Linked DNA regions of Homo sapiens: all the other regions are linked to region 1. The links are chromatin loops, found by intact Hi-C in ENCODE. Cell type or tissue: heart right ventricle. All regions are shown on one strand.

Region 1 (4,000 bases):
TCTTACCAATTTCAAGCCCATCACCCAGCAGGGCCGAGCTCCCAGCACCCGCAGGTCCCGCCTTACCAGTCAGTCTTTCTCACTTCTCCTGGGTCTGTGGAGAGCTGTAGTCAGGGCTCCCTGGTATGCCTCAGCCCCCTCTGCCCGGCACCCCCCAACACACCTGTGATCCAGCTGCAGTAGGCCCCGCTCCAGCAGCTCCTGCACCTCCTTGTTCGCTCCAAACACATCCCACAGGGTCAGCTGGGGCTCAAACTGCTGCCAGTGCTGGGGAAGCCAGAGGGTCAGAGGTGGGGAGCTGGCCTGGCTACTCTGGGCCACATAGTTGGGGTATGGTGAGAGGTGGGGGAGGGTCCAGTTCAGCATGGAGATCTCAGCAGCTGACATGCATGAAAGCAGAACCAGGCCAATGGGCCAGCAGGGAGGAGGGCAGCTTCACTCCTATTCCACTGAGACTGGAACCCAGCTTCCAGCCAAGCCAGGCCTTCCTCTATGCCTCCTCTCTTCCCTCCCCTCTCAGCCAGCTCTAGCCAGGGCTTTATGGCTCTGCTTTATCCAGAGCAGCTCTGGATTTGCTTGATAATTATCTACTGTGCTTCCTATGAGAGGTTTCAGTGCTCCCTAAAAACAAGTGGAAACCCTTTATCTATCTATTGCTTCACAGAGCTCAGAAAATTGAGGTTAAGAGAGGTGAAAGGATTTGTGTCCAAGGTTGCAGTAAAATGAGGGCTGGAACTTGGGTCTCTGCAGCCCTGGTCTAGGGTTCTTAGCTATGCACCACTGCTCACTGCTTCTGCCCATCAGGCCTCAGCTGGACCTGGGCCCCACTTCTAGCTGCCAATCTCACAGAAATTGGAGGTATATGTGTGTGGGGGGGGTGGCAGGGAGGGGGCATTGATTCTGCAAGACTTTAGGAGGGAGTGGTGTGCAAGAATCCTAACTCCTTACCTGGTGAGTGATCCCCACATCGGTGCGTAGCCCCAGGGCCAAAACTTCCTCCAGCCTCAAAGAAAAATCACCAAGGAGTCTTAGAGAGGAGGCCTGTGCTCCTCCCATTCTCCAAATTCTACACTGGGATGCATTTAGAGGAGGCTAACAGGGACCATACAGTATGTGGCAAGGCAGGGGCCAGGACAAGACAGGAAATAAAAGATATACAAATAGACATGGTCTTGGGGTGTGGGGATCCTGGAGGAGAGCCCTGTGCCCTTGGATGCTCACAGCTCCAGCCTGCCCAGGGGGACACGCTTCCGGGTGCCATGGCCAAACAGCATCACCTCCTTCATCCAGTTGTCAGGCTCCAGTGTCTGGATCCGAGCCTCCCGGGTGTGGCCTCCAGCCCCCTGGGGCATAAATCGTCCATGGGCCCCTGACAACATCAACAACCATCCCCACATTAATGGCTGTTAATACTATGTGTTTACCAGATTTAAATCATGTGGTCCCTGGAGCAACTGCCTCTAACATACTGGAAATATAAATTATTTTTCTTTTCTTTTCTTTCTTTCTTTCTTTCTTTTTTTTTTTTTTTTTTTTGAGGTGGTGTCTCACTATACTGCCCAGGCTGGTCTTGGACGCCTGGGGTCAAACGATCTTTCCACCTCAGCTTCCCAAGTAGCTCAGATTAGAGGCACATGACACCAGGCCCTTTTTTCTTTTTCTTTTTTTTTTAATCATCTATCCCAAAATGCCAAGACATATAAATTCTTGGGCTCTCCTCTAGCCCTGTCCAATTGGGAATTCTGAGGGTGGGGCCCAGCAGCTTGGGTTTTAACAAGCCCTCCAGGAGATTCTCATACACACTAAAGGCTGAGAACCCTAGTGCAAGGTGCAACATTAAGCCCCTTATAATTCATGCTCAACAGTTCTATAGGGAGGTATTATTTTTTGCCACATTTTACATATGAGAAAATAGAGGCTTGGAGAGGTTAATGTGGCCCAAGTTCACACAGCCACGACATTCCTCTCCTGAGTCACCCTTTCTGTAGTTCACGGGACTCACCAGGCCCAACGCCAAGGTACTGACCACACTGCCAGTAAGTCCAATTGTGGGTACTGAGCGCCCCCTGCGGGGAGGGAGGAAATAGTGCAGAGTGAAGAGGGCAGGCCTCATTTTTAGACTCAGGTAAGGGGCCCCAGGTTAGAATGTCCCACCATCTCGGCCAGGATCCTTCTCTTCAGAAGGTCACAACGCCCTGGTCACACTGCAGTCTGCCCATCCTCCACCTCCAGCCATCAGCCCCAGAACTTACATTCCGGGCAAAGTTGGAGACCTCATACTGGTGGAAGCCAGCCTCCCGAAGGACAGCCCGGCCCCTCTGGTACATCTCAGCTGCGAGCTCCGGGTCAGGGGCTGGAAGGGCACCCCGCTGCACCTGGGCGAAGAGTGCGGTGCCCCGCTCCAGGGACAGCTGGTAGAGGGAGAGGTGGTCATCACAGTGGTGCAGCAGTTCCTGCAGCTGCCCAAGCCACGGCCCCACCTGCTGTGCCGGCAGCCCCAGCATCAAGTCTACAGACACGCGCCCGGGAAAGAGGCGCCGGGCCTCTGCCAGCGTCCGCAGAGCATCGCAGGCCGAGTGCGTCCGTCCCAACAGCCGGAGCTCAGTGTCATCTAGGGACTGGGAAAAGAGGGTGGGTGTAAGCATACCAGCAGCTCAGAGAGAGACAAGAACCCTCCTCCCCATTGTAGACACAGATACAGGGAGAACGCAGCACGTGGCAGGCAGCTGGAAGGCAGGAGGGGGAAGGTCAAGCTGGCACCAAGAGCTGCCATTCACAGAAGGGTCGCTATGTGCCAAGCACCTTTATGTAGTGTCTAATTTAATCTTTGTAACCCTCCAATATTAGTTCTATTTTACAGATGAGAAAACTGAGGTTCAGAGGTGTTAAGTAACTTGTCCAGGCCATACAGTTGCAAAGTTCGACCTGGAATTTAGGACTGTCTGACTCCAAAATCAAGTCTTTATTTACTTTACTTTTCAATTTTAAATAATTCTAACCTATAGAAAAGTTGAAAGAAAATCACAAAAAAAACCTTCATCTTGATTCACCATTTGTCCATATTTGTTTCTCTTTAAACATACATACCTGTTATTATGCTGAATCATTTAACAGTAAATTATAAACCAGCACTGTCCAAAAGAACTTTCTACAATGGTGGAAATGTTCATATCTGTACTGTCCAATATGATAGGTAGTAGCCACATGTGGTTATTTAAATTTAAGTGAATTAAACTTAACTTACCACATTTCAAATGCTCACTAGTCTGTGGCTAGTGGCCACTATATTGAATAGCAGTTATAGATATTATACTCCCTAACCTCTAAATACTTAGGTGTGTATTTCCTAAAGAACAAGGACATTCTCTTACATAACTGCAATCCAATTACAGAGTTCAGGAAATGCAACACTGACACAACACCATTACATAATACATTGTCATATTCAAATTTGGCTAATGGTCCCAATAACATCTACTGTAGTAATTTCCTCCTTCCTCCCCAGTCAGGGGCCACACATTGTATTCAGCTGTCTCTTCTGTCTCCTTTAGATTCTCAGCCTTTCTTTGTCTCTCATGACACTGGCATTTTTGAAGAATACAGGCCAGTTGTTTAAAATGAATAATTTAATGAATTTAAATAAATTATTATTATTTACGAATTATAATTATTTAAATGAATTATTTAAAATGAATAATTTCTACAGATTGGCTGTATAACACTGTGCTTATAGTTAACAGTGCTGTATGTACATTTAAAAACTTGTTAAGACGGTAGATCTCATGCTGTCTGTTCTTACCACAATAATTTTGTAAAAATCTCTTAATTCAGGGTTTCCTGACAATTAGATTCAAGATATGCGCTTTGGGGTAAGAATATCTTAGAAGTGATGTGTTTCTGTCAGCATATTCCATCAGAACAAAGCCCACAACCCGGAAGTCCTACGGAAATATCGGAGGTCAACCTGAGACGACTAGGTTTCTCCCTACTTAAAAACCTT
Region 2 (4,000 bases), 51 kb before region 1:
TCACAGAGCTGCTGCATGGGGAACCAAGATGACCCCAGGAAGCCCCACCTAAGAGTGCATGGCCTCATGGGGGAACGCTAACAGGATTCCAGGAATGCCCGCTTGCCTTGCTTCTGCTCGGCCACTGCCTCTGTTTCTGCTGAGATCTAGCTTAAGACCTATCCTTCCTAGCTCCTCAGCTCACTTTTCTCATATTGTTAATTTTTGTAGTTTGATGCATTCAACACCTATTTCCCGGAGGCCTTTTCTGAGCCAGGCACCATGCCAGGCACAGAACACACGCCTTGGTCCACCCACGTTCAGTTGAGAGGGTACAGAAAATCACAGTCCAGTGTGGGAGTGCAGAGCCGCACAGGAAGACCCAAGCCAGGAAAATCAGGGGAGACTTCCTAGAGGAGGTGGTGACAGAGCTGAGATCCAAGATCACAAGGGAAGAGTAAGGAGGAGTGAACCAGCAAGTCAGGGGAGGGCGGCTCAGAAGAAATGCTATGACCTGGGCCAGAAGGCAAGAGAGCAAGTATCGTTTGAGGAAGACTGCCCCTCAGAGTTCTGGCCACTGCCAACACTCCTGCATGCCACCCCCACGTACACATGGAAGTGTTGAGGCCAGAGAGGGGATGGGACCTGCCTGCATCATATGGCACGTAAGTGGCAGAGCCTGGACTACCATCCAGGACTCCAGAAGACTAATCCAATTCTTATTGTCAGTGTTACCCAGTTTGGTCATTATTTCATCGGATTGCTTTACTGTCTCAGTCCCACCTTCTCAGCTAGAATGGAAGCTCCCTGAGAGTAGGAACAGTCTGGGTTCTCCAAAGCCCCAAAACGCTGGACACATAGTGGACCTCTGGTACCCCAGCAGGGAGAAGAGCTGGGCCAGCCCAATTCCCCCCAGTAGCCACAGGTCCAGGCTATCTGCTGAATACAACTCCAGGCCCAAGGTCCTCCCAAAGGCCCTTTCAGAAACCAAAAGAGGAATTCCCTGACCACCACCATTCCTCCCACACTAGCACTGGTGTGTGCATGCACACACACACTGTCTGGGCCTGCAGAGCCTCCACTTCACCCGTGAACTGTCCCCCACCCACCAAACACCTTTCGGCTCCACCCTCCATCCCAGCCCGTGCCCCAACTGGTCCCCAGGCTGCCAGAAGCAGGAATCTGAAGGAGACTGTCCTCTCGCACCCGATTCCACGCTCCTTCCACCCCAGCCCCGCCAGTGCTGGGCTCAGTTCAAAGCAGCCCCACGCTTTGAAAACATGCCTTGGCAGGTTTTGTTGGGGGCCCAGAGAATAAGATACCGTGGGAGTGGGCGAGGTGGAGAGTGCCTGGCCCACAGCGCAGCCTACCTTTTGTCTGCTATCTCTTTCCTTCCAGCGGGTCGTGGGCCTTCTGTGGGAATGCCACGGCCACAACTTGTTTAACTCCTGCCCTCCCCCTTGCTAGTGACTCAGACCTGCCTTCACCTCCCCAACCCGTGGCTGGGGGTGGCAGAGTCAAGATGGGAAATAATGTGCACCAAAGCCCGCCCAGCACACGCCCCTACCGGCTGGCCGCTGGAACTAGCAGAACCAGTCGGGCACTGTGACTGCACCAGAGCCCTACCTGGACCTGGCTGCCCTGGCCCTCCGGCCTGGCCTGTGTGGGGGCACCAGCCTCTGGGAGGGGACTCTCGGTGTGGGCCCAGCGGCCCTGCCTGGACCTTTCTCACAGAAGGTGGGCATTCTCTGCACACCCCTGCAGGGGCTGGGGGGAAGGGCGGGGCCAGAAACATGGGGAGGCACCTTGATTTTCCTTCTCTGGAGTTTGAGGGGACAAGGTGAGGCTGCCCAAGCACAGAGAAGGGAGGAGGAAAGGAAGAAGCCTGCCCAAGCGCAGAGAAGGGAGGAGGAAAGGAAGAAGCCTGCCCAAGCGCAGAGAAGGGAGGAGGAAAGGAAGGAACGCGGGAACGCGGGAGGGAGCAGCTGGGAGCGCTGCCAGCAGTGTTACAAGCAAAGGGTTTTATCGAACACGATATGCCCAGAAATAAAAGGGAGTGTAACAGAAACCCAGCGGCCGATAAGGCGGTGGCGGTAGCAGCAGCAGCCCTGGGCAGCTGGGTATGGAATTACTGCAGTGACCTTGAGCCAGACCCTGTCAGGTGGAGGGAAGGGCACAGAGAGGGCAGGGCCTGAGAATTCAGAGATGACGAGAGGGCAGAGGAGGGAGGAAGCTGAGGGGATGGGAGCAGGGCCAGCAGGCGGTGGGATGGGCCACGGGGCACGGAGTATCAGCTCTCTCCTGCATACAGGGTCCCAAGGAGAACTGCGCAGTAGGGAGGGGCTGCTCTTCTCAGGGCCTGCAGGATGGGGGGATCTGGAGAGTTTCCCAAAAGTCAGGACCGAAAAATGCAGATCGCTCATCCCCAGCAAGGGTTTCGGAGAGATGGAGAGAACCCAGATCTGTCCAGTCACACGTGCATGAGTTTGCGTAAAGTCTGTGCACCCACCAGCCCAGCCCACACCCTCTTCCCGTCCTCTGCTAAGGTGGGCTCCAGCCCCTGCCTCCAAGTCAGATCCAGCCTGAGCAGTGGGGAATGACAGTGCCCTTCTTGATGCTGTAAGGGACAGGGGGTGAGCTTGAACTCTAAGCTTCTGGCCACTGTAATAGCTGCATCCCGGGAGCACAGAAGATGGGGGAGGGGGGACTGCCCTGAGGCTAGAGGTGTGCATGAGGGGCTGAAGAAGAGGAAACAGCAGAGATGTGCAGAAGGAGTCTGTGGGGAATGCCACCAAAGATGCTAAGATGCCACCAAAGATGCTAAGTCCCAGGATGGTTGGGGAGGGGGCCCTGAGTCCCTTTTTGGGGGCGGCAGGGAGGGAGGGGTGGCAGGAAAGAAGCCTTTAGGTCCTCTACAGCTCAGCCTTCTCCCTCGCACCTGGAAAAGAGACTAAGCCCCAGAACCACTGTTTGCTCCCCACCAACCCCCGCCTTCCATGCCGCCACTGCCAGGGAGGGGGCCAGGGAGGAAGCTTACCTCCAGTGCGGGCTCCCTCGGCCCCAGCCCCAGCCCGAGTAGCCTCTGCGGTGACCCTCCGACCTGTGCAGCAGCGGGACGGCACAGCCTCGGGAGCGTCTCCAGAGCCATCCACCATGGACCCTCGTCCCAGAGACCCACCTGCTCCCAGGAGGTGCAGACCCCTCAGAGGGGCAGCGGCAGGGTCCCTGGAATGGGTAGCAGCTCTTCCCGCGTGCGTTTGCCTCCTAGCCAGCGCCAGGCAGCACTCCGAGGAAAGTTGCTCAGCTGGCCCGGCAGGTCTGCCTCAGCAGTAACAGGACACAGGAGGAAGTGCAGGGCAGGTTAACCCCTTCCTGCTGGCCAGGCAAGTGGTGCATTGAGAGGTGGGGGGCCTGCCTGTTGGCCGCCCCCAGGAAGTGCACATCTGGAGCCAGTGCTGGCGACCTGATCCCCTCTGCTTTGAGTTAACCCTTCCCCTGCCTCTTCAACAGGAAAGGAGGGGGGCTCCAACACCCCCACCACACCCCTCCCCTTCCTCCTCTGGGCCGGGAGGACATTAAAGGAGAGGGCAGGGACATTCCCTGGGGCTGGCTCTTTGGTGGAGCCCCCGTCTTCTCGTCTTCTTGGGGAGGAGAGCATCAGGACTCCAGCACAGCCCCCTCCCTGCCTTTCCCACACGGAGTCAGATCCTTCTGTCCATCCTCCCCCTCCTGCATCTCAGCTGGAGGATGCCTGAGGCCCACTTAAGGATGCCCACCCACCCAAAAACCAAAGTTGTTCTTCAAACTCTGGGAGCCTGGAGTGCTCTTCACACAGGGAGCCCAGCCCCAAATGGTTATGACTGACAGAAGACAATGAGGGGCCTGAGTTTGAGCTGACAATACCTTTTTTTCTGAGAGCCATTTCTAGCCTGTTTCATGTTCCCCTGAGCAAGGGAGGTAGCATGAAGATCAGCAGCTGTTTTTAAGGCAGAAAGATGGCTCAAGGCCAGATAGTTTGAGA
Region 3 (4,000 bases), 360 kb before region 1:
ACAGATGAGGAAACAGAGACTCAGAGAGATTGCAGGTAAGCAGCAGAGCCCAGATTCAGACCTAGGCAAGTCTGACTTCACGGGCTGAGTTTTCTCGCTCTGCCAGGTGGGGCTGGAGTGTGACAGGGATCCCAGGTCTGGGGCTGTATGTGGGCAGTGGTCTGGTGAGAGGGAGCCCCACAGTGGGATTTTCCTGAACCTCACACCTTCATCAGGGAAGCAGACGTGCGACTGGGGGCCCTGCTGTCCCGGCCCAGCCGCACGTTCAGGTCCCGTATCTGTGCAAATGGGGTTGAAAAGGGAGGTGACAGGTGCTGGCATGTGGACAATTGCCCCCACAGCTTGCATGGTAATGTGCTAGAGCTCGAGCTGGAAGCAGGTGCACAGAATGTCCCTGGGCCTCTGAGGACAGGGTGAGACCATCCTCACCCTCCTTGGTTACCTGACCTGAGCAGGGTGGGGACCCGTGGCTGCTGCTCACACCACTTTGGTGGCTAAGTTTTGTGCTCAGTGTTCTCCCGATGTCAACTTGAGAAACCCTGGATCCTCTGCCTCTGTTCTTCCTGCTCCCGACCTCCTCCTCACGCCCTTATTGCAGATGAGATGGGCTGGGCCAGGCTAGGCTGGGCCTGGATTCTTCTTTTGGGTTGGGGCCCGGGAAAACACAGGCAACTGTGCAGGGAAGTGGTGTCTCTTGGGGACAAACAGGCTGTGGGGTGTGCCATGGCTGAACACGTCTCCATGCCTCGGGAGCTGCTGTGGGCCTTCCTGGGGCCAAAGGCACTGCTGTCCCCATTCTGGGAACCAAGCCCCACACCCTGACCTTACCTAGGGCTTTGACACAGTCTTCCTGGGACCAGGCCTCACCTAGAGGCCCCCTAGTGAGTCACAGCTGGCAGCTGTCCTTGCCTGCTCCGTTCCCATCTCCTCCACCTTCTTGCCTCTGAACTTGACACCATTGGTGGAAGGGTCTGGACACTGCACCTGACCAACTGTGCTGTCACGCTGGGGTGAGAGCAGGTTACAGATCAGAACACCTGGGCTGGGCCACCCACCCCTTCCTGCCTTTGTGTTCTTGGCAAGTCACCTCACCTCTCTGACCTCAGCTTAACTCACGGAGCTGAGCTGAGCATCAGTTAAGGGGCCTTGGAGCTGCAAAAGGGGCCCACATATTACCAGCATCTCTCCATCCCCCAAAGATGCTCCCAGTGGCCAGACTTCCCTCTTGTAAGGTCACCAAAGCAAATGACACTACCCACCTCCCTCCCTCCCCCATCATAACCCAAACGAATCACACAAGAAGGGCAGTTGATACTATGAGCTTTTAATTGGTATCTTCCTCCTTATATTTGAGGAAGAAATGAGGACGCCCCACAAGGACCTTCTTCAGCTTGGAGGGGCAGGGACAGAATAGGGCAGAGGAGGGTAGTGGGGGCAGATGCAGAGCTGACAGTGGGGTTTCCCAATCCTCTCTCTAGCGGCCGGAGGGCCAGGATCACACAGGAAGCCTGGAAACACAAAAAAATCATCGACGAGCTGCCCCATCCTTTGCCCAGGTCTCACAAAGAGCCTCCTTCCAGGTTCCCGTGGGTTCCTGAGGCCGCCACCAGATGGGAGCATCGAGCAATGTTCCTTTTCCTTCTCCAGCCACCTCCCTCCTCTCTCAGTCCTTTACTACCCCCTTCCCTGCCTGCTTTTTCATCTTCCTTCATTTCTCCTGCTACCAAACAGATCCCGGGGCTTTTGTCTGATCTATGTCCAAGGAAGCCAGTGGCATATGAAAGCACACCATCCATCAGACAGAAACTCCAGACAGTTGTGAGTCCAGCGGAGGGGTGTGTCTGGGGGCCCTGGGATGAGGGTATCTGTGTTGGGGCTCTAAGAACTGGGCAGTGACTAACATCTCTCTGTGGTCCTGGCACCCAGTAAGCATTCAGAGAACATCCACTGAGTTGAACTGAACTAGATCGACAAACCAGTGCAGCCAAGGAGAAGAAATACGTATTCTGCTGGTGCCGTGGTGGCCTCAGAGGCAAGCCGACCACCACCCAAAGGCACCCGTTTCAGCAGCTTCCATTCAGGGCAAGTCATATGCTGGGCTGGACTCTGCCGCCAGCTTGCTATTGCCCATGCCCCTAACTCCGAGTGGCCTCTGCTCACAGCAATCGAGGAGGCTGTGGGAAAGGTGTCCCATGAGTCCCTGGGCCCTCCTATCTCTCCCCACCTACCCCCTTTGCAAGCCAATCCATTCAACACTTCCTGTGACCAGCACACAGCGGCCATCTCTTAAACCCTTGCTGGGAGACTGGCTAGGGGAGGGTGACTGGGAGAGCCAGGGGTGTGGGGCCAGTGAGGGGAGGAGGAGAATATCTGAGCAAGCTGGTGGTCACGAGTAACTTCCATGTGTCCACTGACTTCTCCTCTTGTCCCCCTCAGCTAAAAAAGATATGAACCCCTTATTGAACCCAAAGAATAGATGCTGATCTGAGACCTTCTGTGGCTTTTTCTGTGACACGTCGGTTGATGTTTCCCTGCTGTCCCAAGCCTGTCTAATCTGACCTCGCCCAGTTTGCTGAGAGGCATTGGGGTGGATAGGTGGAAGAAGGCCAGGGAGGGGGCAGGGAGGGGTGGGGGGCTTCAGTGCAAGCCAAGAAACTCCTTGAGGACGTCACAGGTCTTCTTGTGCATGACCTCACGAAGCTTCCTGACCCGGCGGGCACTCGATGCGCCCACAAAGCTATCGGGGCGCAGCATGGCCATGCCGCCGTCCACCTCCCCCATGATGATGAGCGGCATCTCGCTCACGGTCACGTTGGGGCAGGGGCATGCCCAGTCCACGTGAAGCAGAGTGACCTCCAATGGCTCCTGGCCCAGGAACTTGAGGCCCATTTTCTCATCCTTTAGGACCTCATCCACAGTCACCAGGGCGCGGCCCGAGTCAGGCTCCTCGGTCAGCTCAGAGACTCGGCCCAGGATGACAAAGTCGCTGCGACAGAAGCTGGTAACGAGCTTCTGCCGAGGCTTGCAGGCCCGACAGCGCTGGTTCCCCCTGGGGAAGGGGCACGACTCCTCACAGGCCTCACGGCTCTCAAAGTTGTTGCCATTGCCCTCGCAGCCACCATAGACAAAGGACTGGCACTGGCCCGTCTGGCTGTTGTAAGCCCAGCGAGGCGCGTAGGCTTTGCAGGGCCCCTGCAGGGCGGGCAGGCTGCACGCGGCCAGCGGCCCGCTCATGCAGGCCAGCATGCAGGCCTCATAGGTCTCAAAGTGGTTGAGGTTACGGTGGCAGTGGCCGAAGGTGAAGGTCAGGCAGTTGTTGGCCTGGGCATCGAAGTGCCAGCGGGTCTGCTCTTCGCCACAGTCCTCACTGTCTGGGGGCTTCAGGCACTCGGCCGCCGGGAAAGCCGTGCCATTGGGGCTGCTCTCTGAGGTGGCTGCAGCCTGATGACCCCTGACCACCGACAGCGGGAAATCAGCCCTCAGGACCCCAGCCACGTTCCGGGCCGTGCAGGTGTAGATCCCAGCATCCTGCAGCTGGGCGTTATAGATGACCAGCTGGGCAATGTTGGTGACCACCACGTTGCCACGCACATGGTTGGGCCGCATGACCACATTCTCCCGATCCTCCAACTGCTTCTCCCAGGTGATCTCAGGCCGGGGCCGGCCCACCACATCACAGAGGAAGCTCACTGTCTCACCCATGGTGACCGACTGGTGCACAGGGTTGTTGAGCAGCGCAGGGGCCGCCATGTCCAGCTCAGGGGTCTCTGGGGAGGCTGTGGTGGGGTGCATGGTGGTCTCAGGTGGTGGGGGGCTGGTGTTGGGCCAGGTGAAGTGATAGCGGCAGGTTACAACGGCCAGTGTGATGCCTTTGGAGCAGGCCTCGGCATCCATGTAGCAGCGGTTATAGTAGGTGAGGCCGTCCGAGGCGCAGGTAAAGCTGGGCTCCTTCTCACAGCGGTCTTTGCACTTACACACGGGCTGGCCATCCCAGATGTCA
Region 4 (4,000 bases), 160 kb before region 1:
ACAGTGTTCTCTCCCTGGTACCAAGGCCACAGTTCTTGGCACCCAGAAGGGTCTCCAACTCAGTTATGTGTAAAATGAAGGTGAGGACAGGGCCAGTGAAGGTTATTCCCTGGACCCTGTAACACTCCCTGAATCCCTGCAGGGCAGGATGACGATCCCTACTCAAGGCTCTCCTCTCATTCCCGCTCTGAAGAGCACTGCTGGGAGGTGAGAGCTGAGCCCACAGCCCCCTCCCCCACCATCACCCACACAGTTTCCACAGCAACAACAGCTTCCTTAATAATGCGATTAAACAGCTGGATGGGGCTGATAAGGGGTAAGGTCCCACATCCAGAATGGACCACGTGGCAGAGGCCCCCTCATGGCAGACTTCATGGTCACTGAAGCTGAAATCACTGCAGACTCATACAGGCGATGGGGGCGGGGGGTGAGGACCCCGGAGCCCTCTGCCCCAGCTTTGCCAGGGACTTCCCAAGCCCTGGGGGCCCCAGGCCTGTTGACAGTCTCTGTCATGAGAAGAGTCATTACTTCCCTATTCCTGTGTGGTACTGGAGAAGGAAGCCACCACTGCAGGGCAGCTCCTGAAGTCCCAGATAGGGAAGGGATGAACAGACAAGACCATTGACTCAGCAGCAATGAAGGCGTGGAGAGAGCAAGGACACGTGCTGATCCCCACTCACCCTCCCTCAGCCTTTGGAAGGCCTGGGGGCAGGGGTCAAAAACTGGCTGTGCTGTAATCCCAGCACTTTGGGAGGCCGAGGAGGGTGGGTCCCCTGAGGTCAGGAGTCTGCGACCAGCCTGGCCAACATGACGAAACGCTGTCTCTACTAAAAATATTTAAAAAAATTATCTAGGCATGGTGGCGCATGCCTGTAATCCCAGCTACTCAGGAGGCTGAGGCAGGATAATTGTTTGAACCTGGGAGGCGGAGGTTGCAGTGAGCTGAGATCACGCCACTGCACTCCAGCCAGGGTGGCAGAGCGAGACTCCTTCTCAAAAACACAACACAACACAACAAACAAACAAACAAAAACTGGTTGTGCTGCGCCTGCTGGCCCCTTGCAGGGATGGCTCACGGGCTCAACTGGCCAATGTGCTTCTGGAAGGGGCTTTGGTTCACTGAGCTCCTGCTGTGGGCCAGGATGATCATTTCACGCTCATGACAGCTGACACCCAGGGCTGATGCTGGGATTAGACCCAGAGAGTTTTGTTCCAGGGCCCAGCTCCTTCCCACAGGATTAGTGTTTCCTGTACACCTGGTAGGACTCCGGCATGATGTCCCACCCTGGGGATAGAGCACTTGCACCCAGATCACCTTTCAGCCATGCAGCCCATTCTCATATCACCTGCTTTTTGCAATTATTCTCACAGAGCTGAGGGAGCAGAGCGGCTAACACCTGGGTAGTGGCCTAGCTGGGGTTCTGGGAGCCCCTGACTAGAAACCTGAATATCCAGTTAGGAGAAATCTGGCTGAATGCGGTGGCTCACGCCTGTAATCCCAGCACTTTAGGAGGCTGAGGTGGGCAGATGACTTGAGGTCAGGAATTTGAGACCAGCCTGGCCATCATGGTGAAACCCCGTCTCTACTAAAAATACAAAAATTAGCCGGGCATGGTGGTGTGCACCTGTAATCCCAGCTACTTGGGAGGCTGAGGCAGGAGGATTGCTTGAACCTGGGAGGTGGAGGTTGCAGTGAGTTGAGATTGTGCTACTGCACTTCAGCCTGGGCGACAGAGCAAGACTCTGTCACAAAAAAAAAAAAAAGGAGAAATCCAAAATCCAAGCCTAGAGTTAGGCTCTCATTCACTATCCCACCCTGCCCCCTGCCAGCCCCAACCACTGCACCGCAGTACCAGAAACAGAAACAACTTCAGTTCGGGAAGGGGAGGGGCCCAGCCACCCCAGCAATGGCATACCAGGTCTCATTTCACCCCCAACTCCCCAGGGATCCTGCCCCAATGGAGAGGACTGAATACAGTCCGGGTGCTCTGGCCCTACTCCGGGGTGGCTCAGCTGGTCATCCCTGCCAAGTCCTTCCTCCCTGGAAGCCTGCCCAGTGTTTCAAGACCATTTCCCTGTCTGGGGACTACAGGCGGGCTTGGCAAAGCTCCCTCCTGAATGCCACTTCCCTGACTCACTTCCTTCCCCGTATCTCTCTGGCCCTCAGGGACCTAAGGCCCAGGTGAAGTGGGGGAACAGCAGGATTGAGGAGAAGCCAGCCTGAGGCCACAAGCAATGAAATGCCGTAGCCAGAAGCCAAGAGCTCAGAGGTCAAAGCCATCCAGCACTGGGTTTGCTTGCAGCAGCTGAGATGGAGGAAAGGAGCCCCGGGAGCTCTGGCCTTGCAGGGAGGACTGGGTTCCTGAGGGGAGGGTGAGCTATGGTGTCTGCTAAGCGGAGGAGTGTCTACCTCCCACTCAGCTTCCCCATGGATGTGCAGGACACTGTCTTCATTTGTGAGTCAAAATACATTGGCATAGGAGCCTTGCCCATTACTCATACATTTTTGTGGCTGCCTACTAAGAAGGCAGAGGAGACCCTGATACCCAGGAGCTCTAAGCTTTGAAGGGCCCTAATCATGCATAGCCTTCGCCCCCAAGCCCAAGGCTCATCCTTCCAAAATTGGGCAACTCCAGACCTGAAGCAGGCCCCAGAGCCCACCTCAGCCCTGCTGGAGCCCAGAGAAGGTGAGTCATTTGCCCAAAGTCACACAGCTGGTGAATAGCAGAATTGGGGCTAGCTAAAACAGAGCAGGAGACACAGGGAGCTGAGCCTCCAAGGGACCAGGGATCTGCCCCTCCCTAGGATGGGTAAACAGCTAAGGGAACAATGAGGTCACCTTTCCCATGTGGGCCTAACCAAGGGGAGACCCAGAGGCCTCTACCAAGAGCTGCTTCTAGGCAAATTCCGTATGTAGAGCAGGGAGAGAGCCAGGGAAGGAGGAGTCCAGAAATCTCAGAGGAGGAACTAATGAATCCCCACTGGCCGCATCTTCCCTCTACCCAGTCACAGAATCTCAGGACCCCACCTTCTTTCCTGGCTTGAATCCTCTCTCCAGCATCTCCGCCAAGCAGTCACTAACCATGTCCTTACATACCCCCCAGTGACAGGGAGCTCACTACTTCTCAGGCGGTCCTTGCCATCTTTGGATGGCTTTCATGGTCAGGATCTTCAGATTTCTAAGCTTCCTGGGGCTGTCAGATCAAGGCTAATTCTGCCAACAGGTGTTTATCTGGCGGGGGGTAAATACCTCCAGGCCCTTCCTCCACATACTCCCTTCACCACCCAGGTGCTCCCAACCTCTGTGGTTCAGAACAGAGAGGAATCCTGCAGGCAGAGGATCCCACCTCCTCCCTTGTTCTGAGGCACCTCTGGCCTCCTGAGTAGTGAGGTGGTTTAATTACACAGTTCACTCTTTTGGAATTTATTTCCACAAAAACTCCCAAGGCACATTCAGGGAAGTTGGTAACCTGCTTCAAAGTCGATATGGGTGAGAGAGAGAAGGATTCACACAAATCATTCACCTGGCAGGTGGTGTGTGAGTACACAGATGTGTGTACACATGTCCCAAGGGGCATGGTCCTCTCCAGTCTCCTACCCTCAGACTGAGCCAGGAACAGCTCCCAGCTCCCCAGCAAACAGCTGAAATGGGAGCCACTGGCCCGACAGCCCTACCAGCTCTTTCCCTGCAGGTCTTCCCACGTCTGACATTTTCTTCTAACCCCATTTTTCTTTCTCCTCCCTCTTCCGGGGAATGTCAGAACTTGCCACCCATAGAAAACTTCTTAGTTCTTAAAATCATTCCACATTCCCTGTCTCATTTGATCAGAAAAATCTTGTGAGGTGGGTAGGGGTTGGGTTATTTCCCATTCCACTGGTGGAGAAACTGAAGCTATAAGGATGAGCTACTGAGCATCTTGGTAGATTAAATGAGCGGCCCAGAGGGGCCTGAACACCCCACCCCCTCCTTGCATTTTCACTCCTAGTTCAGGTACTTCCG
Region 5 (4,000 bases), 130 kb before region 1:
TCCTCCACTCCCTTTCTGTGTGACCTTGGCCACATCAACTAACATCTCTGAGCCTCAGTGTCCTCATCTATAAAACAAAGATGATACCCACCTCCAAGGGGCACAAGAGGAACCCATGTAGTGTGCCTAGCACTTGCTTGGCACAGAGGTACCCTGGCTCAGGCTGTGTTAACCTTGCCCAGAGGTTCCTCAGCTGGAGGTGGGGGGGCCAGATGGCTGGTCCACTCGCTCCTACCTGGGGCTGCTGGTAGTGCTCCATGGCCATGGTGACCACGTTCAGCCCGATGACACCTGTGATGAAGAGGTCCAGGTAGTGGCTGGTGCACAAGTGGTGGACGAGGAGCCGGAAGCGGGAGTAGTCGGAGTAGTAAGGTTTGCACTGGGCTTCTGATGGGGCAGGGGGAAGAGCAGAGCAAGCGTCAGGCCCCTGCCCCCCGCACCCCTCCACCCCCAGTCCCTCACAGCCACCAGCCTCTAACGCCAGAACTGAAACATTCCATAATCATCACCATCCTCGCCCTCCCCACGCTGCCCCTTGGTGGGGGCAGCCGTCTGGGCGTGTCCCCCTCCAAGCATCTGTTGTACTGGCTGCAGTTGAGGGCAGGATGGATCAGGACATGCAGAGCCCCCCACCTACATTAGACGCCAGGTGAGCCCCCTCCCCTAGGCAGCCTCCAAAATCCACCAGCCCCTCATAACACCCTCGACTCAGTGTTCCGCAGCAAGGCCAGATCGATACGATGAAAAACAACTGGTCTCCTCAGGCTCAGAGGACGCGCCATCAACGGGGAGGCAAAGGCTTTTGCTCCTTCACCAAGCTCAGCCCCTCGGGGGAGCAGAGGAGATTACACAGAGCTGGGATTTGGAGATAAAACCGGAGATTGGAAATTGGACATCTTCTTGGCTGGCTGCACTGACCCACCCAGAGGGCCTCCAGAAGGCGGGGCCTGGGCCTCCTGTACCCTCATGTCAGTGAGAGCAAGAGGGGAGGCCTTGGGGCTCTGCTCCATCCCAGACTCAAGCTGGGAGGGCCCCACCTGTTGGACTCACCCAGTTTCTAATGAGGCACTGCCCAGCCTGCTCCTGGGTGTTTGGGCAGCCTTAGACTGCAGGCTGGGCTGGAAGCACTGTCTGAGATCTGTCAGAGGCATAATATTTCTCTCGTAATTAGTGAACCACTTAGTTATGAAAATCACAGAGCCAGAAGGTTGGGCTGCCAAGGAGGCAGAATAAATCTGGGGGCAGGAGATTTCAGGGGGGCCCTCTTCCAGGTGCTGAGGAAGGGCCAGGCCAACTTGGGGCACATGTTCTTGGGAGGAAGTTGACAGATTGGTCTCCCACGAAGCCACAGAGAAGGAAGAGGCTTTTCACGGGGAGGTGTGTGGCAGCCTCAGGTCCCAGACAGCCCTTCCCCGTCTCAGGAGGTCTAGGGGGAAGCCAGCCAGTGAGGGCTGCCGCCTCTGAGGCCTGAGCCAGGGGGTAGCTGGCTTAGGGGCAGCAGGAAGCTTTGGGCCCAGGCCAGCTCAGATGTAACTGTCCTTTCCCATGCACAGGACCATTGAACAGAGAGGTAAACTGAGGCAAGGAGCGGCCTGGGGTGGGCCCCCACCCGAGGCTGAAGGAAGAAGAGCACCCAGGTATTGCACATCCAGCCTCGTGGGCTGCCATGCTCCTGGCCCACCTGGCCACTCTCCAGCATCGGCCTTGAGGTGTGGATGACCACGGAGCAGACAGTCCCCGGCACTCTGCTGCGCCTTAGGCATGCATGAGGCCATCTTCCTGTTTTCAGAGATCGGCCAGCCAACTGTGGCTCTGTTTGTTCGAGAACAGAGCCCCAAGAGTGTGGGGCTGGAGAGCCTGGGGCAAGGGAGGACAGGAGGCTACGGGTCATCCACACCGCGATGGTGGAGGGTGGGCCGGGTGGGCCGGGCCTCTTCCTTCCTTCCTTGAGTACCACAAGAACCAGAGGGCGCTAGTCGCCCTGCATTGCCTGAGCAGCCGGAACATTTTCTCTGCATTAATCTCCATAAATGCCGAGAGCACCCGATCCCATTATGCTAAAATATGAATGGAGAATTAACTAAAATGTTTGAATACAATTAGGTTAGAAAAAGCGGCTCCTTATTAGCCCCATTATTAGCTGAGACAATGTAGAGGAGAGGCTGGGAGAGTTGCCCTCCTCTCCCCGTCACCCCAGCCTGACTCTGTAGGCAGTTCCAGGCCAAACGGAGCAGCTGCTCCCACCAACTCTGGCCTTGCACTAGGAGTCTGTGGGGTGGGTGGGCTTCAATTCAGCCGGGACCCTCCTCCAAGAGGCCCAGAAGGAAGGCGGGGCAGGAGGACTGAGGCAGGGCATCTGCTTATAGACAGGTCCCGGCCCCTGAGGTCTGTACAAACACCCCTCCACCCTGGCCCCTACCCCAGACGGCAGGTGCTGAGGCTGCCAGAAATCCCCCATTAGAGCACAGGTCCAAAGAGTACCAGGCCAATCTGATCAGCATCTCCTCGGGCAACCCCTTTGTTTTTCAGAGGGAGAGAATGAAGCCAGGCAAAAAGTGACTCATTCAGCTAGCTACGAGGCATGACCGAGCTGGACCCGAACTTCCAGCCCGAGTCCCTCGCCAGTTGCCAGGTGGGTACAGACACAAGGCTTTGAGGCCTTGGCCCAGAGGACACCCCTGGATGGTCTGCCCAAAGGCCTCCAAAGTTGGGGCCTGGCGATGCCACCCTCCTTTGCTGCTCTCTGGACCTCGGCTCTGCAGGCAAGCACCCAGGTGTGGAGAAGAAATAGAAAGCCCCTGGGAGGAGCCTTGGGCAAGCCTGCTGCTTTGAGAGCTCCAACCATAGTCCAGGAGGAGCCTGGACCTGTGGTCACTGATGCATTGGTAGCTGTGGCACCACCTCCCTGCCTCCCACCAGGATGAGCTGCCTTAGGTGGAGAAAATACCAGAGTCAGACAGTGGGGGGAAGGGCATATCTAGGGCAGCCCAGGTCCCCACTTCGGGGCAGGGAGGGAGGAAGGGTACAGAAGGAGGGCCGCAAGGCAACAGGCAGTGAGTTAGTAGGAGTCACAGGGAGCCCAAGGCATGGCCAGGGCGGAGGGTTTGCAAAGGGGAGTGGCAATGAGTAGGCAGAAGACAGGGGTCACTCCCAAGGACACAGGCCCCCCACGGCAGAGGCCACACCTTCAGCTGCCGTGGCCAGGCCTGATCACTGGGTCCCGGCCTGGTGGAAGGAAAGAGGGTGAGTGAGTGAAGGTCGACGCCACAGGTGGCCAAGGAGAGTGGAGCTGGTGTTGGAGGCTTAGCCGTCCCGTGGGGCAGCCTGATGACCCAGCAGCCCCGGTCCCTCCCTCCATCTGGGAAGCCGGGGTGGACCCAGGCTTCTGGTCAGGCCCATTCCCCAGATAATCACAGGCTCCGCTCTTCTGCCTTTCCCTAGGGTCTGGCTCTCCCGCCCCTGCTGGGAGCAGCACCAGGACAGGAGTGCTAGCAGGGAGGTGCGGTGCACGTGTTTGATTCTCAGCAGCCCTGGACTGCGTTTGACTCTGTCCCCATCACCCTGGTGGGTAGATCAGTGCATCTGCACTGCTGTAGGAGAACCTCTGGGGTAAGCCCCAGGAATCTGTGTTTATGCTTTCCAGGTGATTCTTATGCACATGGAAGTTTGAAAAGCTCTGGCATAGGCCACGCAGAACTCCAGGTCCTAGGAAGTGGGATATGGGATGACCTGAGCCCTTGTTCGGGGTCTCTGAGTCCTCACCAACAGCCAGGGAAGGTAACTGGTGTACATGCCTGCGTGTGCCACCCCAGGATACAGTGGGGTCTATCCACTTCAGGAGCACAGCAGAAGGTACCCGGAATGGGAGTGCAGTGCAAGGGTCACGAGAGTGTTTAGCACTGAGTGGGTGAGTCACGTCTTAGGAGCCATGAGAGTCTGCATGTGTTGATTTCTGGGATAACACCCAAGGTGGAAAAGTCTCTGTGGGCTAGCCCTGTGC
Region 6 (4,000 bases), 200 kb before region 1:
TGGTCTCGAACTCCTAGCCTCCAGGGATCCTCCTGCCTAGGAGGATTCCCAAAGTCCTGGGAATACAGGTGTGAGCCACTGTGCCACACCTTATATTCCTTGAAGTGCCCTCCCTGCCTGCCCTAACTCCCCCTCTCATTACCTTTACCCATTCATTGTTACTGGGTGGCAGCCCAGTGCCAGGCAGTGGGGACACAATGGTACCCCATTGAAACAGTCCTCACCCTCGTGAGATTTATGTTCTAGTAGAGGGAGGCATATAATCAACAGATAAGCAAATCTATACAACGCAAGAAGTGATGAGTGCTGGGGCCAAGAAGTGCTTAGTGTTGCTGCTTTATACAGGGTGGTCAGGGAAGGCTTCCTGGAGGAGGCAGACTTTAGTAAAGACCCGAAGGAGGTGAGGGAACAAGCCAAGTGGATATCTGGAGGGAGGGCATGCCAGGCAGAGGGAACAGCAGGCATAAATGGCTCTAGGTGTGTTCTGGAGCACACTGGCAAAGGCAAGAGGTAAGAGGCTGAGGTAATGGTGGCTCCATCATGTAGGGCCTTGCAGGCCATTTTAAGGACTTTTTTTTTTTTTAACTCTGATTAAGATGCAAAGCCATTAGAGGGCTGTACACAGAGGAATGACGTGATTTGATTTTTTTTTTTTTTTTTTTTAAATCTCTTGGCAGCTACAAGCAGAATAGACTGGCAGGGCATAAGATGATGGTGGCTTTGAGATAGGATTGGCTACATAATTTGGGAGGCCCAGTGCAAAATGAAAACCTGAGGCTTCTTGTTGAAGAATGATGGAGAATGTCAAGGCACTGACGGCAGAGCATTACTCTAAACGCGCAGTTCTTCCGGGAGTGGGGACGCTGTGACTATTCCTGTGGAGCCAGCCCTGCTTCGAGGCAGGAGAAACCACGCGGCCAGAGGTGAAAAAGCAGAGCAGCAGGCACAGATTGGTCTCTCAAGGAGGCGTCAGAGAACGGGCCGTGGGGTTGAGGGCAGACATTTATAGGATACAGAGACAGGAGCATGGGTATCCATGCAGGAACTGGGCTGCTAGACATGAAGCAGGGGAACTGGAAGCTCCCAGACAGTGAGGGGTGAGGGGCCAGAGGGTGATGCCTGGGGAAGCCAGGCTGGGGTCAGGCAGGTGGACTGGCGGGTGCAATGCAGGCCACGGAATCCACGAGGACTCCAAGAAGAAGGGAGAGGTCATTTTATTGGGACGTTGCTAAGAGGTTGAATTAGACGAGAACAGAAAAGCGTCCCCTGGATTTGGAACCAGGAAGGTCACTGGTGAGCTGTCTCCGTGGAGCGAGGGCCAGAAAGAGGACTGCAGGAGGCAGATGACATCAAGGCTGATGAGGAAGCGGATGCAGCTTGTAGAGACCATACTTTAAACCATGCTTCATGACAGAGGAGAGCAGAGAAATGGGGCAGTGGAGTGCAGGGGGGAGGGTTTGCGTGTGTGTCTGGAATGGAAGATGTGATGGAATATTTTTGCATGTGGATGGGAAGCGTCCAACAGAGGGAGCAAGAATGACAGGAGATGGAGGGCGGGACTGAGGAAGCCAGGTCCTCAAGCGGCCATGAGAAGAAATGGAGGGGCTGGGCTTTGAAACAGAAAGGGATGATTCCTGCTAAAAGTGAAAAGGAGACAACGGTGAAGGAGACACAGGCGGGTTTAAAGACTGAGAGGCAGGAAGGTTGAGGGAGTTCACGTCTTAGAACCTACTTTTTATGGAGGTGTCAGGCAAGGTCGATGGCTGAGCAGGAGGGAGATGTGGGGTTTGAGGACAGAGATTATTCAACAGAATTCTTTCTGAACGTGAGAACATGGGCTTCTTGGGGAAGCAAAGCAGGAACATGCAGCCGTGGTGTGTGGTTATAAACTTGTCAACTCAGTGATTTTTCTCCTGCAAGCTTTTTTTTTTTTTAGACAGAGTCTCACTCTGTTATCCAGGCTGGGGTGCAGTGGCGCAATCTCGGCTCACTGCAACCTCCACCGCCTGGGTTCAAGCGATTCTCCTGCCTTGGACTCCCAAGTAGCTGGGAATACAGGTGTGCACCACCACGCCCAGCTATTTTTTTGTATTTTTAGTAGAGATGGGGTTTCACCATGTTGGCCAGGCTGGTTTTGAACTCCCGACCTCAAGAGATCCACCCACCTTGGCCTCCCAAAGTGCTGGGATTACAGGCATGAGTCACTGTGCCCCGCCTCCTGCAAGGTTTTAAGTGCTCAGTGCAGGCATGAAGAAGGCAGATTGGTGGGCTCAGCTGGGGTGGGTTTTGGAGGTGAGTACAACTGAGAGAGAAGAAAGAGAAGGGCAAGGCAGGTGAGAGCGTTTGTGTTGGTGGAGCATAGACTCTAGGCTGGCCGGGGAGGGAGGTGAAGGCAGAGAAGCTGATGGACAGAGACACAAAGGGGGGTCATGGGATTGGGAGTCCCAGTGAAGGCAGACTGCTGTGACAGTGGGGGACTTGGAGCATGAGAGCGAGCAGGATAGGAGCGTGGGCCAAAGATGGGATGCTTGACACTGATGCTGCAGCTTCTGGGCATGAAGAGGGCTAAGGTGTGACCATGAGAGGGGGCGGTGGAGAAAAGTCTGGAACCCCCAGTAGGGAACAACTCCTTTTCCCCAACAAAGGGCATGCTGCCCCACCTCCACTCCTTTGCCCAGGCTGGTCTCTTTGGCTGGAATGCTCACCTTCCCACTGCCCACCCCACCATCTTACTTAGTCTATCAAAGCCTGTCCATCCTTCTCATCTAAGCTCGTCTCCCCTGGTCACCCCAGCTGAAGGATCTCCCTCATCTGCCCTCTCCAGGTGCACCACGCCAGAGATCTGGTCATCCACTGCAAAGCCCTGCAATAGGTCTTACCCCTCCCACCAAATCAGAATCACCTAAGGGCAAACACCGTCTTGCTCAACTCTGATCTCTCTACACCTCCTAGCATAGAGCATTGGTTGATGCTCAGTAAGGAGTGAATGGGTAAATGAATGAAGAGCCCCATACGTGGCAGGCCCTGATGTTGAGGGAGAGAGAGCCACCAAGCTTTCTTCCCCAGCTACTTCAGATTCCCCCTGTCCCGGGCTCATGCCAGTACCCACCTCTGTCTCTGTCTTGGAGTACTCCTTGACCCTCTCCACAGCCACGATGTTAGATTCCAAATCTGACATCATTCGTATCATCCAGTTCAGAGCAAATGTCACCTGGCCAAAGGGACTGGGTTATACGTATGGCGATCTCCCCTCCCCACCGTAATGGCTTTGGGAGGAGTTCAGACTCCTGGATCATGTGCCCATCCATGGGATCCTAGCCCATGGATGACCCAGGTGGGCCTGGATCAAGCCCACAGGCATGCCAGCTGGGGCTGTAATCACGAATGACTCCCTTGGGCAGTGACAGTGCAGACTTAACCAAGGACCACCTCGCCTTGGTTTCTGTTTCTCCAACTTTAATATGTATAAGACTTCCCAGAGAATCTTGTTAAAATGCAACGCCGGATTCTGTAGTCTGAGGTGGGACTTGGAACCTGAGATTCTTCATTTCTAACAAGCTCCCAGAGGATGGTGATGCAACTGGCCCATGGGCCACACTTTGCGTACCAAGGAGTCTTGATCAAAGTGCAGAGTCCTGAGCCCCATCCTAGGTCTACTGAATCAAAATGTACATTTTAACAAGTAGATTCATGTGCACACTGACCTTTGTGAAAATTGACCTTTCTGGATTGTTTTTTGTTTGCCAACGCGTTCAAGGTTTGAGCCACCTGAGGTATTAACAATGTGATCTGCTTTACAAAAATTCCGTTTGCAGTTAGGTGACTCTTTGACAGTACAAGCTGGCATCAGGATGACCTGCCTGACCTGCAGACCAGGCTTCAGTCACCTCGTCTGTGTACGTTCTCTGCAAGCATGTGAACGTGAGCGAGCGGTATGCCAGCCCTACACTGTCCTGACCTGTCACATGAGCCTACAACTTGCCCAGAGACAAGAGAAATT
Region 7 (4,000 bases), 59 kb before region 1:
CAGGAAGGGGAGTGGCATTGTGCCTCTCCACTCACCGACTCTGGTGGAAGGCCATTTGTCCCTGAAAGGGGGATGGAGGCTGGCTGCAGGCTGCCTGCAGAGCCAGACCCCAAGCACTGAGGACACATCAGTGTCCAGTGGTCCAGTGATCAGGGAGCATTGAGAAGAAAAACAGGCGAGGGTGGTCATAGGGGCCCCTCCTGGATTGAGTACCAGGCCTCACCCCACCCTTGGTTTCCCAGACTCCACATAAACCCCCAGAAGGGGTCCGATTCCTCCTGTGTGGCTAAGACTGAGTTTCTCGCTAGCCTTGGCGAAGCAAGGGAGAGGGCAGAGTTACATTTAAGGTGACTCAGTAAAACAAAGGAGCCTGGGAGCTCCTGCACTTGGCTTCTGCCACAGCCGCATCACGTGCCCCTGGCTTGTCTACCCTGCTGCGCTCGAGCTCCTGGAGGTTGGATCCCTCCAAGGTGAGCCCAGCACTTTGTCCACAGCAGTCAGTCAATATTTGCTGAATTAAATCTGGGGCCCAGCCTGGGATCTCCAGGCCTTGGAGCCAGACTGTCTGACTCTTGAGTTCCAGCCCCGCCCCATGCCAGCTTTGTGACTTTGAGCATGCCATTCAACCTCTCTGAGCCACGGTTTCCTTGCCTGAAAAATGGGAGTAGTGCCGGCTGCAAGGTGAGATACCTGTGCAATCGCACTGCAGTGGGCTTTGCGCTTGGTTTCATGCTCTGTTGTCCCTGTTTTGAAATTCTTCATACGATTTTGAACAAGGAGCCCCTACATTTTTATTTTGTATTGAGCCCCACAGATTATGTAGCCGGGATCCTGAACGGAATTAACAATATTTTCTACCTCAGAGAGTCGTTGCAAGCATTAAATAAACTGATCTGCTTAGCACGTAAGCAGTACCCAATAAATAGGAACAAAGGCCTATTGTCTCTTGCTGTTAGCCCAACCCCAGTGCCCATGTGTGATAAATGAATGAAATGACCGAATTGAGTGACAGCCTGGCAGCATCTGGAAGCGAAGGTGCCTGGGTGACGGGGGATGGAGGTGAGGGTTGAGAAGAGCTGTAAAGGAAGCGGGGCAGTTTTGCACCCCACGTTGTGCAGCTGCAGTTTCCTAAACAGCCGGTGATCCACGCTGTGGTCGAGACCCGGCCGCCACACCCCGCAAAAAGTCCACTTGGTGAGAGCTGAGAACGAGGGTTCCAGTCTTTATTATGCGGGCGTTCAGTTTCTAGCTCCCGGGCCGTGGTCCGCGTCCAGCTTCCAGAGCCGCCGCGGGATACCAGCCGCCACTGGCTCGGCGTTCCACTAGCACCGGCGCCCCGCCCAGCCCCGGGTCCGGAGGCGGGGCCGCGGAGCGTCCGGCGCAGGCGCAGGCCGGTATGGGACGGGGCGGGGCTCAGAGGAAGGGGTTGGTGCCGGTCTGCGGGGGCGGGGGCCGCGGCCCGGCTGAGCTCGGCGTGGGCAGCAGCGGCTGCGGTGCGAAGGCTCCGGCCTGCGGGAAGACGCTAACCGAGGCGGGGAGGGTCAAGCCAGCTGGCACGCTGCTGAGCGGGAGGGGCAGAGAGGCGCTGTAGGTCATGGAGCCCAGGGGCGCCCCCACAGGCCCGCCTGCCAGGCCCAGCGCCGGCGAGCCGGTGCGCATCTGGTTTAGCGTCGGCCTGCCCGGCTCGCCCGCGCCGAACGGGTTGGTGGGGGACGGAGCGCTGAGACCTGCAGAACGAGAGTGGCTTTGAGTGACCCGGGGTTCAGAGCCCTACACCGGGAGGTCGTGGAAGTTGGGAAGAAGAGTGGGCTCCTCCGGCGGAGGCTAGGCTCTGAAAGCAGGAGCCCCTGGGTTGAGGGACAAGGGCATATCTTACCTGTCAGGAAGGGGTTCCGGGTCTTTGCAACCTGGGGTGCCTTGACCAACGAGTCAAGGTTGACCAAGGAGGAAGCTGAGGGACCCAGGAAGGACTCGGGAGTCCGGCAAGCTCGGGCCTCTTTGCTTGGCTGGGTTAGTGCTTCCCCTAGTATGCCCAGGTCCAGGGCATCTGGCTCCTTCGTGCCATTTTGCTTGGAACTGGGGCTGGGGTCTCCAAACAGGTCCAGCTCTGGAATAGAAATGCTAGAGCTAATTGGTGGGGAAAGGGATTGGCGCCCGACGTGGGAGGAAGAGGACAGAGGCTGCTCGGGGTGGGCCCCTCATTCCCCAGAGCCTCACCATCCCCTTGCCCTGCTCACCCACAGGGCTGCTGGGCTTCCCAGAGGGCAGGGCCTGCTCCAGCCCCTCCTTGGTCTCTGTGGATTCTGGAGGTTTGGCAAATGGGTCAAAGGTCGAGGCACCACCTCGGAAGAGAGAGAGGAAGAGGAGATGGGTTGACAAAAAGGGCAGGTGTTGGTCTGACCCCTTTCCAGAGAAGCTGTCCTCCTAACACAAACAGTATCTGCTGCCCCTTGGCCCTGCCTGGAAGTCCCCCAGCTCCTCACTCACACTCTCTGGCCCTCTTCTTACCAGGTGTGTCGGAGGTCTCCAGGGAGGCTCCCCAAGGGTCAGCCCCAGTGCTGGGGAGTTTGTGGTGGGGAGAGTTCAGGGCCCAGGGGTCTGTGGTGGGGGGCCCAGCAGGCAGCACTGGGGTCCTGCCCCAGGGCTCAGAGGAGGAGAGCATGGGAGTCAGATCCCAGGGCTGGCTTCGGGACAGGACGGTTCCTGAGGGGATCGGAGACCAGGGGTCTGCAGAAGGCCCCCAGGAGGATCCACTGGCCTCTGTGTTCGGCCTAAAACCTGAAATGGGAACAGCATAGACATGATCCCAGGCCCACCCTTATCCCTCGCCCAGGGCCCTTCCCAGTTACCCAGCCCAAGTTGGGAGGCAGAAGATCCATGTCACAGATGGCCTGCAGCCTCAGGACCACCCAGCAGGCTGGAGCCCCTATTTGACAAGTGACCCCAGGAACTGGGACCTGCAGGTGTGGGCGACTCAGGCCACCTTCCCAGGCGTGCTGAGCAAGTGAGTGCAGCGAGAGAACATTTTGCTGCGTTTCCTAGGAGCTGGGCCCTTCAGACATTCTCCATAGCCCTCACTACGAAAGCCTGTCCCACAGGCGGCGGAGGCTCAAGGTGGTGAGTGACTTGCCCGGTGACACTCAGATTTTGGGAGGAGGTGCTTGGCCCAGCAAGTGGCTGGGAAGGAGGAGGCTCTTGGGCCAGCCTGGAAGTCTCTTGCAGCCCTGCATGCCCACCTGGGATGTCCCATGGGTCAGCAGAGCAGTGTGTGGAGGGCGGGGCCAGGGCAGGTACGAAGATGTCAGCCAAGTCCAGGATGGAGGACTGTGGAGGGGAGAGGCAGCCGCGGCTCAGAAGTGGGCGGGGCCTGGAGGGAGGGCAGGCCCTGACCTGTCAGGCTAATGCCAGTTCATTCTCTTTATTCATTCCACAGATACCTATTCATGATCCCTCACCTCTGCACAGTGCTTTACAGTTTATAATGTTTCTTCATCCACAGAGTACCTGATTTTCATAACAACCCTGTGAGGTAGGTAGGGCAGATGATGTACCCATTTTATGGATGAGCCAGCCAGCGCACAGAGGGTGGAATGGGTTTGCCTGAAGTCACACAGCCAGGGAGAGGCAGAGCTGGGATAGAATCCAGGCCAGCAGAAAGGGGCAGGAAGGCCAAAGGCAGATGTTTTTCAACCAGCCTACCTCCCTAGGTCAGTGTCCAAGAGAAACTGGCCACAGTGAACATGGACGGAAAGGAGACCACAGCACCCGGGCGTGGCATGGACAGCTTTGGAGGGCAGCCTTGCACTCAGCAGCTGCCCACTCCCCATGCGGAGAAAATATGTCCATGAGCCCGAGGTGTTTTCAGCACCATGTGCTTAGGCCAACCCTAGTCTTGATTGACAGTATCACATAATCCTAGCATGTCAGAGCTGGAACTATCCAATAAGCACACTGTGCAGAAGGGGAAACTGAGGCCATGACAGTGACATGCCCCAAGTCA

Evidence for each region. Hi-C counts contacts between places; a loop is a spot of excess contacts. Peaks named below come from ENCODE experiments on the same cell type or tissue, not always from the same donor. Only the 100,000 strongest peaks of a DNase experiment are listed, where the experiment ranks them.
Region 2: it touches region 1 in a loop (4-fold over the local background); 91 of 110 quality-filtered maps call a loop at or near these places.
Region 3: it touches region 1 in a loop (7-fold over the local background); 28 of 110 quality-filtered maps call a loop at or near these places.
Region 4: a loop joins it to region 1, with 4 times the contacts of the local background. A loop is called at or near these places in 76 of 110 quality-filtered maps.
Region 5: it touches region 1 in a loop (4-fold over the local background); 73 of 110 quality-filtered maps call a loop at or near these places.
Region 6: a loop joins it to region 1, with 2.4 times the contacts of the local background. A loop is called at or near these places in 56 of 110 quality-filtered maps.
Region 7: a loop joins it to region 1, with 7 times the contacts of the local background. A loop is called at or near these places in 91 of 110 quality-filtered maps.

Annotation. Positions count from the first base shown.
Region 1 is chr17:50,480,709-50,484,708 of GRCh38, reverse strand. RSAD1 (radical S-adenosyl methionine domain containing 1) reads right to left here. Exons shown (of 9, transcript NM_018346.3): 4 at 2,253-2,618; 5 at 2,003-2,066; 6 at 1,222-1,369; 7 at 949-1,003; 8 at 164-267. Among named protein-coding and RNA genes, the nearest start is that of RSAD1, 3.8 kb to the right of the region's middle. RefSeq lists an enhancer at 1,907-2,201. In heart right ventricle, a CTCF peak has its summit at 2,065 (motif pointing left); a DNase peak (open chromatin) is centred at 2,028; H3K27ac peaks cover 3,021 bases.
Region 2 is chr17:50,532,002-50,536,001 of GRCh38, reverse strand. It overlaps EPN3 (epsin 3), which reads right to left and starts at 3,267. Exons shown (of 10, transcript NM_017957.3): 1 at 3,017-3,267. RefSeq lists enhancers at 1,048-1,724, 1,725-2,401. In heart right ventricle, a CTCF peak has its summit at 1,544; a DNase peak (open chromatin) is centred at 1,971; H3K4me3 peaks cover 2,636 bases; H3K27ac peaks cover 2,407 bases; H3K27me3 peaks cover 1,256 bases.
Region 3 is chr17:50,839,657-50,843,656 of GRCh38, reverse strand. It overlaps WFIKKN2 (WAP, follistatin/kazal, immunoglobulin, kunitz and netrin domain containing 2), which reads right to left. Exons shown (of 2, transcript NM_175575.6): 2 at 1,304-4,000. The coding sequence ends at 2,638. Among named protein-coding and RNA genes, the nearest start is that of WFIKKN2, 6.1 kb to the right of the region's middle. In heart right ventricle, a CTCF peak has its summit at 1,592 (motif pointing right); DNase peaks (open chromatin) are centred at 1,596, 2,186 and 3,026.
Region 4 is chr17:50,637,532-50,641,531 of GRCh38, reverse strand. All of the region lies in intron 1 of ABCC3 (ATP binding cassette subfamily C member 3), which reads right to left. Among named protein-coding and RNA genes, the nearest start is that of ABCC3, 4.7 kb to the right of the region's middle. RefSeq lists enhancers at 510-804, 482-1,252, 1,702-2,901. In heart right ventricle, no CTCF peak of the experiment used is centred here; DNase peaks (open chromatin) are centred at 623, 2,051 and 2,345.
Region 5 is chr17:50,611,748-50,615,747 of GRCh38, reverse strand. CACNA1G (calcium voltage-gated channel subunit alpha1 G) reads right to left here. Exons shown (of 38, transcript NM_018896.5): 27 at 236-387. Among named protein-coding and RNA genes, the nearest start is that of ABCC3, 21 kb to the left of the region's middle. In heart right ventricle, CTCF peaks have their summits at 1,767 and 1,971; no DNase peak of the experiment used is centred here.
Region 6 is chr17:50,679,009-50,683,008 of GRCh38, reverse strand. It overlaps ABCC3 (ATP binding cassette subfamily C member 3), which reads right to left. Exons shown (of 31, transcript NM_003786.4): 26 at 3,110-3,211. Among named protein-coding and RNA genes, the nearest start is that of ANKRD40, 27 kb to the left of the region's middle. In heart right ventricle, a CTCF peak has its summit at 1,523 (motif pointing right); a DNase peak (open chromatin) is centred at 1,508.
Region 7 is chr17:50,539,571-50,543,570 of GRCh38, reverse strand. EPN3 (epsin 3) reads right to left here. Exons shown (of 10, transcript NM_017957.3): 6 at 3,237-3,324; 7 at 2,509-2,778; 8 at 2,238-2,342; 9 at 1,877-2,107; 10 at 1-1,727. The coding sequence ends at 1,414. Among named protein-coding and RNA genes, the nearest start is that of SPATA20, 5.6 kb to the left of the region's middle. RefSeq lists an enhancer at 15-515 and a silencer at 1,252-1,691. In heart right ventricle, CTCF peaks have their summits at 1,411 and 1,617; a DNase peak (open chromatin) is centred at 1,380; H3K4me3 peaks cover 1,710 bases; H3K27ac peaks cover 1,339 bases.